2 separate regions of the Homo sapiens genome follow, and region 1 is linked to region 2. Evidence: chromatin contacts called from ENCODE Hi-C or POLR2A ChIA-PET data. All regions are on one chromosome and are shown on one strand. Each heading gives the region's core, a stretch centred on a gene start or an enhancer-like site at or near the end of the contact. The rest is flanking DNA. Distances are from core to core; before and after follow the strand shown.

Region 1 (4,362 bases), core at 101-2,600, 640 kb before region 2:
ACATTGGAATGACATTGGGCAGCTTTAAAAAAAAAATACTGATGTCCGTGACCAAACCCAGATATTCTGATTTGAGTGATCTAGGATGCTGCCTGGGTATCAGAGTTTTAAAACCATCCAGATAATTCTAAATATTTAGCTATAATTGAGAACCACTGTTTTAAAAACATGTTTCTTTTTAACTATGTGCATTACTTATTTTAAATATACACATTCAAAAGAATTCAACCTGTAACTAAAAGTTACATTCATTAGGATTTTTCCAACTGAAGTCTGAAAAAAAAATCAGAGGCTACAGAGAGGAATGGAAGAGAGAACTGTATCAGAAATCTAAACATGATGGTCACTTGTGCTGTCTGGTAACCAGGACAAAAGGGAGAATATGAATCAAAAAAAGATAATTTCTGTTAAAGAAGTTTAGAATGAATTCTAAGAGGAAATCATCTCGTATATGTAAACGATGACATGGACATGATGGAAAACATATTTATTAACAGTTTCATAGATAATACAGAGACATTTTCCTATACAAGTTTCGTATACTAACTTCTTATAAAAGCCAAGGTATAACGATGCTGATTTTGTGAAAACATTTCGGTGGTGAACTCAGTGAAGTAGTCTGGACTTATCGGAGTTAACGTTATATTTATTTACAATAAAAAGGATTATTTAAGAACACTAAAAATGAAAATGTATTATCCTTTTAATCTAACTTCCATTTATCTGTAACACAGAAGTTAATTTCTCAGTTAAGCACTTTGTGGTATGTAGATAGGACAGATTTAGGAAATTAAGTTGGGATATGTTAGAAATGGGCTATAGTGAGGAGAAGCAAACACACAGAATGTAGGAATTCACATTCACATATATGAAAGTAGGCTTTTGGACAAGAACATTGGTGTGTACTTTTGAGAAGAGTATTCCTCCTTTTATACCAATGAGTGCACACAGATTCACACAGATACAGACACAAAGAGACACACACTTTTTGTTTTTTAGTGATAACTTCCAAAGTAAATGTACAAATATTTGACTCAAAATAACTTGACATTTTCAGCCTGAGTCTCCTCTCCTCTGTTCTTGACTCAATTGAACACACACACACACACATACACACACAAACACACACACACAAACACCAGTTTCTAGGACAGCAAAACATATCAGGGAGTATAGTAAAGAAGTTCCAAAGGGGAAAAGCTTTTTTTGACTTTTAGCACATAAGCAATAATTTATTGCTAACAGCAGTTAATGTAATGGTTTGAGAAATGTGATTACCACACTTCCTTGGGAGAATCTGCTAAAAACAAAACTAACCCTATTACACAACAGTGAAAATAAGTCCAGAGTCTTGTGGATTATCCATGTGTAGCTGAAGTCACAGACACTATGTAACCTTCTGAAATTTCTAGGCTACTTCAAGTTAGAGTGCAAAGCTTCCCTTTCAGGTAAGATGGACAGCGATCTTAATTGCTTCGGTTTTCAAACTGATGGCTGGCAGTTAGTGGCTTGACATATAGGTTTGGGCACACTCCTGCAGTTCTAACAAACCTTCCCGTGGACCACCAAAGGTGAGTTTGCCATTCAAAGACCCCCTCATAAACCAGGCCTAAACTGTCTTTCTACTTTTATGTCTTAGTTCCTTCACATTCCTGCCCCTCTGCCTGAATCATCGCCACCCATGTGTTCATTTTTTCCACCTCCAATCCCTGGCTGAAGCTCACCTTTCTTTTTCCTCATTCCCACCGAACACCATCTGTCAAAGATCATACTCCGTCTTCAAAATCCAGAACCCACCTCCTCCACAAAGTATTCCCTAATTGTGTAGTTAGAATACATTCCTTCCTCACTCAGTTTTATGATTCTATTACAATACCCTTCAACAAAGTCAATTTTCATTTTTTTGAAAGCTACATTTTTCCTTCCTTTTATCAATGCCCAGGGTATGGGGCCTTGTTTTGTGAATCCTGTAGCCTCTACAGTGAGGCATGCAATAGGTATTCAGGGTTTTTTTTTTCTTTATAGCGAAAACTTGGGTACACATGGATGTAAAGATGGGAATAACAGACACTTGGGAATCCAAAAGGAAGGAAGGAAGGAGGGGGAGAAAGGGCTGAGACACTTCCTGTCAGGTATTATGTTCACAGTGTGGATGATGGGATCGATAGAAGCCCAAACTTCAGCATCACACAATACAATCTTGTAACGAACCTGCATATGTACCCCCAAAATCTAAAATTGAAATTAAAAGAAAAGGATAAAGTGTTTAGCATTTTAAGACCTGACTAATCAAATACTGTCATACAGGAAGAGATGGCAAAAACATTGTAAGTAACACACACACACACACACACACACACACACACACACACACACACGACCCCCATGAGTTGCAACTCTTTAGACAGAAAGGTAAACAAATCATTCAATTATCATCAACTGAATTCTCATGACAATTACCAGACAATTATCTTCATAATAAATTATCTTATCTTCCAACAGCCAAAGTTAAGTGGAAACCAGATCTGACCAGCAAAAGCCTGGGAAGGAAGCTGGTGTATATTAGGTATTTGCAAGGAGTTGGGCACTTCACATATATAACGTTCATATAATATTAACAACTCTGCAAGGGAAGGCTTATTCCATTTTTTTATTTGAAGAAACTGAGCCTCGGAGAGGTTAAGCAATTTGCCCAAGGCTACACTGTTAGGAAATAAAGCTGGGATACAAACCTGGGGCAGTAGAACTACAAAGTCTAAACTCTTTCCATCCTACCAAGCTGCCTCTCAATCTCACATATAAATAGCTCAGAATTTTACTGAAGATTAACAGGAGAGTGATTCTCAAACTACTTTATATTTTTGCAGGGCCTTAGAGTAACACCTGTCCAACTGACATGGAACCGTGAAAGTCCAGAGTCCTGTGGACTATCCATGTGTAGTTGAAGTCACAGACACTACGTAATCTTCTGAAATCTCTAGTCTGAAAGATTCAAGGTAGGGAATAGCTCAAGAGAGAAAATACCAATAGAAAGTATTATAATACTCAGAAGAGCTTGAACCTCAATAAACTGAGGATACATACTATCAACTATTAAATAGTTCTGACAGATTACACCTATTATATGTTATTATTCACAAAAAGCATATTAGCTGTACTGGGGGAAAAAAAGGAGGATTAATTAGAAGTTATGAAACTTGGAATTCAGTTCAGAAAACCATGAACTTGCTGTGGTGTCTTGAGCAAGTCATTTTTCTTGCTGGGTGTCATTTGTGCCTGTTTGCTCAATACCGGGATTGATTACAGGATATGCACCCGTTACTTCTAACATTCTGTAAGCCTGAAGTTAGTAACTTGTAGACCTACAGGACCTCACTAGCAGAGAGGAGAGATTCTGCTCATGCTTGCACTCTGAACATATTTGATACGCCTTAGAATATGATCCCTGCAACTTTCCTAAAAGCATGTATAGCCAGTTGAGATACTAAGATAATAATCGTGTGGAAGAACAAAAACGTAAACTCTTAAACAGGTGTCTGCAGGTGGTTCCCTTGCTGCATTCCTTTGCGGTGAGCCCAGACATTTCCTTGCCCTGTAGTATCTGTTTCTCCACCTCAGGTTAGGTTTTGAAATTTTAGTTTTTAGACAAACACAGGATCTGGTTTTCCATTTTTGTTCTGTATACAAAGTGACGTTAAAACCATTTCAAAGTCAAACAGGTCTCCTCTCCATCCCTCAGCCCTCAAGAATTCAAACAGGGCTGGGTTTTGTTTGGCAGCAGGGAGTGGCAGTAGCTGTGAAAATGCTTGTCAAATGTAAGAAGGTGTGATATGCTTCAGGAAAGAAAATTGCCAGGAGCAAGAAGGATAGAAAACATGGCATACGAATTGAAACAGCTGCAGAAGAGACATCCAGTTTGTTATATCCATTTGTGTATCTCTATAATACAGAACTAAGTGTTTTAACAGCCCTTTTGAAATTTGAAAATGGATCTTCCATCGATTCAGAGCTATACACTGGCTCAAACTAGCTCTTGTTCAAAGAGGTCATCTGGTAGGTCACTGCCCACTACTACACACTGGAGTCTACATCAAACTTTGATAAGGCTCTGTGAAAACAGGGCAAGTGCTATTAGGAGATCTGTAGAGGAAGAAACGCACCAGATTCTACTCCAACCCCACTGCTATGATCACCAGTGCTCTCAACACAGGGCATTTTTACAAGATATCATGAAGAGATGATAGGAAATAGACCCAATTGCTCTGATAACCATGTTGGCTTCTGTATAAGTTCATTTCAAATATATCTGAAAGCAGTCCTGCCTTTTCAAGGAGCCAAATTTTCCCATCTTAATTATTTGCA
Region 2 (3,897 bases), core at 282-2,781:
TTCTCCTTAATTTTCTTCAAACAAGGCTATGCATATATTGGTGTCTGGAAATGAAATTAATTAGTAAATCAAATCAATACATTCTTATTGGCCAAGCATCACTCACGATCCCTTCTGACTTCATCCTAAAAGTGGACCCAACCAACAACCCCCTATGTTGCTTCACAAGTAATTTCTGACCAGTCAGGCACAGATGCCATGCAAAAGACAAGGCCTCAAGGTGCCATTATCTGTCAAATGGACCCAAGGCAGGATGAGGCTGAATGAAAGAGGAGGAAGAGGAAGAAAGGCTCACTCAGGGGGAGAGGGGAAGCTGCTGCAAGCTAACTACTGCTCTCACTGACTCAGGATGCCCATTTCTCACAACCAGAGGCCACAGTTTTGGAGCAGACAAGAGACTGCAGAGAGGCTTGCTGAAGCTCACTCCACGGCTGGATTCCTGGCAGGATGAGAAATGGAGTTCTAGTAAACTAGAAGGAATGCTGCTGGCAGGAGACAGACCTCTCGAGAGGGCTTTAAATGGAAATATGAGAGCACGAGAGGAACTCTAAGTGTAGAAAATGCACTGGGCAAACAAGCGTGTCGCAGATGTGGGCGCCCCAGAAGGGAAGGAGCTCTGGAGTCACAGGGGACCCAAAGGACAGAATGTCAGGTGGCCCTCCAAGCCCGCAGGTGGCAATGGGAACAAGGCGGGAAATGAACTGGAGAGCTGAAGGCGGGGGCCTAGGAGGAGGCCGCAGAGCTGTGATGAAGGGCTGCTCATCAGAGGCACATGCACGGGTCAGATAAAGAAGCTCCGCTGCGAAGACAGGGGGCAATGCAAGGCCACAGCCGAAGATTCCATGCATGCTCTTCACGGTGGCAAATTCAAAAGCCTTGGAGGGCAGCATGCTTCTATGATAATAGGGAATGGGGGCCGGGGGGAATATGTAGACCCCATATCAATGCTCTCAAAACCTCTCTCTCTCTCTCTCTCTCTGTCTCTCTCCCTCCCTCTCTCTTGCTCACTCTCTCTCTCTCTCTCTCTCTCTCTCTGTCTCTCTCCCTCCCTCTCTCTTGCTCACTCTCTCTCTCTCTCTTTGTCGTGCTCTCTCTCTCCCTCTCTCTCCCACTCCCCACCTCTGGCCTAATATACCTGCATGTCCACAGAGGCACCAATCTGCAATGATGATGGACTCTCTCACCCACCCTGCTACTAGGAAACTTCTTCCATATATCATAAACAGAGACCAGTATTACAATACTTCACCCACTGCGCCAATTTGGCTTTCATGTCTGTTTCCTGTGTCGATCACAACATCCTAGACAGCCCAAACAAGGCTTTATTCACCTCTAGTCCCCGGTCCCTGGAACAGCAGACAATAAATAAGGAATCAACAAGTGTCCTTCACTGCCGCACACATTGGCTGTGAATATCCTTTTGCAAAGTGCAGAACATCTGAAAGATTCTCACATTGACTAAACAACAGTGTGACCTGAAGTTAAGAGAACCATAAAGGTAAATGATTGCTAGAAGTTTAATTCCAAACAAGGAAGAGCAATTTGATGCAATGGGCAGAAGACAAACATTGGGAGAATGAGAACGTATCCTCTTGAGTTGTGATGTGAACAAACAGAGATTCCAAGATCTTGCAAAAGCGAACAGTCAGCAACCAGCATGGTGCTTAGAGTAGTCCCTGGGCAACAGAAAAAAAACAGATAAATGAAGAAACATGGACAATCACCCTACCTGGGTCTCAGCGTGAGGAGGAGAACTAGGACTTCCAGACAGAAAAGAGGAGAAGCATGAGGAGGGGGCTGGGAAAGACATTTCCCTGTGGGCATGTGGTGCCCTCCACTGGGGCCAGAATTCCCAACCTGCCTCACTCTCCCCATCTGTGAAATTGGCTGATTCCCTGAGGTCCCTCCCAGCACTGACTATCAAGTGACAGAGAACCTAGAAACTCCAGGAGCTCCATCAGAGCCCTGACTACCTGTCCAAGTGAGACTGTGGGAGCCTCACTCTTCTCACACCTGTAAACTGAGGGTGCTGCAGTGTCAGCTATATCAACACTCCCAAGTATGCCTTTGCCAAAACCTCTATGGATGAGAAAGGAAAAGAGCATGTATGGAATTGGCCAGGGCTTAGAACCATCTTGAACATGACACACTTATGCACATCGTCACATCTTCCCAGCATCCCTGTCCCACCTCGGGCAGCAACTGTCAAAGTTCTGCCCCCAGGATGACCTCCCAGAGTCCTCAGGGCAGCTCCATCTCTCCAGCCCTCATTCCTTTCCAGCTCTTTGGTGTTTCCCTGTAATAAAAACACTGTGCACTTCTCTTTTCATGTTTTAACCATGAAGTGCCTTCCTCCAGACAAGTACTTTAATCCTTACTCCAGTCAGAATAGGTAACATCAGCATAATTACCATCATTACTCCCATTTTACAGAGGAGAGGGCTGAGGCTCACGTAAGACCTAATCTTCATCTTCCCAGGGATCCTCCAACTCCTAGCCAGGCCTCTCCCAGCTCCTAAATCAATCATGAAAGACTACAGCAATCACATCCAGTACTTTTCTGATCTAGTGTCTTTGCCGCTAAATAAAGGCAGAAATCAAGGTGGCAGGATCAATCCTGTATTCAAATCACTGTACTGTCTGCCACCCTCCTATGCTGGTCCAGGGAGCAGAACTGAAAATGTGCCTCAAGGCCCCAATCCAAAACAGATGCCATCACCCTGGACAGATTCTCCAACCATGCTCCAAGACTGGTATCCATCTCACTTCAACCAGCCCTCCTTCCCAGGCCTGGGTCTGTCTACTGGCACAGGGGGACCCTGCCATGAAAATGAGGGCATCTCTACTGGATTGCAGGCGATCCCCTCGCTGGGCTGGCCCACCCATTCAACCATCACTGGACCACCCCCAGGCCTGCTACCCCTTCAGACACTCAGCCTCATACTGCCTAGCTCTTTCTACCAGGTCTCTCCCTCAGATCAATTCCACCTCAGCCCCAAACTTGCCATCTCCTAAGCAGATTTATACTTCTTCCCAATTTCTATCCTTCCTCTAGCTCATTACTGCTTTCCTGTTGCTTAAGCTAAGTCTATTTCAAATTATAGCTCAGAGAGGGCAGGTGACTTGTTCAAGACTACACAGCCATTTAGTGGCAAAGCTGGGGCTTGAACCCAGCTCTCCCAATTCTAAGCCTTGTGTTTTTCCACTAAATCTCAGCTGTCTCTCTCTATCATACTGCTCAAGAAGCCACTGGTGCATGAGAGGGTGCAGACCACATCTTATTCTCTTTAGTAATGTGTACACTAAGGGCCAGGTATATGTTCAGTGACTTCTTGCAGTCCTAGGAGGTATGACTGTCTTTGTTTACAGATGAGAAAATGTTTTCAGACTACTGCACTGCTATACCACTAGTCTAAATACAGTTGTGAACACACAGCACTGGTCAATAAATGTGGGTTAACTGATTTTTTTTTTTTTAATTAGCTGAAGAGAGCCTAATGGAAAGACCTGAAAAACAAGTTTGTGGCCAGATCAGGCAAAGGGGGTAAGATCCAGTTATCATTCTGCAGTAGAACTAAACATAATATTGTTGCAGGACAATCTCTGATGGCAATGTGAAGCAGTCTGTGAGTCGGGGTGCCTGATTTTGACTCTACCTGACCTGACAGTGTGTGTGACTCTAGGCAAATCTTTTCTATTTCCAGGCCTCATTTCCCCATCTTCAAAAACTCTTTTTTAAATTTATTTATTTATTTTTTTTACAAAAGAAAGAAAGCAAGAAATCCCAGAAGTTGAACTAGATCATAGGTTCTCTTCAACATTAGTAGCACCTGTGAGCTTCTTAGAAATGAAAATTCAGGGGTCCCGCCTGATTTACAGCATCAGAACCTCTGAGAC

What was found. A loop is a pair of places that touch in the nucleus more often than their neighbours do. ChIA-PET counts read pairs that join two places held with the same protein, here RNA polymerase II (POLR2A).
Region 1: POLR2A ChIA-PET joins it to region 2 with 15 read pairs in activated CD4-positive, alpha-beta T cell. The contact joins the enhancer-like site here to the promoter of FLJ42393 in region 2. A Hi-C loop is called at or near these places in 1 of 168 maps with a recorded cell type or tissue (PC-9). POLR2A ChIA-PET finds 5 or more read pairs at or near these places in 1 of 52 experiments (activated CD4-positive, alpha-beta T cell).

What each region holds. Positions count from the first base shown.
Region 1 is chr3:188,817,044-188,821,405 of GRCh38, reverse strand. The region is part of intron 9 of LPP (LIM domain containing preferred translocation partner in lipoma); the gene reads right to left. Among named protein-coding and RNA genes, the nearest start is that of TPRG1-AS1, 130 kb to the left of the region's middle. Within about 2 kb of position 1,350, at least 2 of the 41 ENCODE cell types and tissues checked have a DNase peak (open chromatin) inside an H3K27ac peak, as active enhancers do.
Region 2 is chr3:188,176,177-188,180,073 of GRCh38, reverse strand. It overlaps FLJ42393 (a long non-coding RNA gene), which reads right to left and starts at 1,531. Exons shown (of 1, transcript NR_024413.1): 1 at 1-1,531. All of the region lies in intron 1 of LPP (LIM domain containing preferred translocation partner in lipoma), which reads right to left. RefSeq lists an enhancer at 155-767.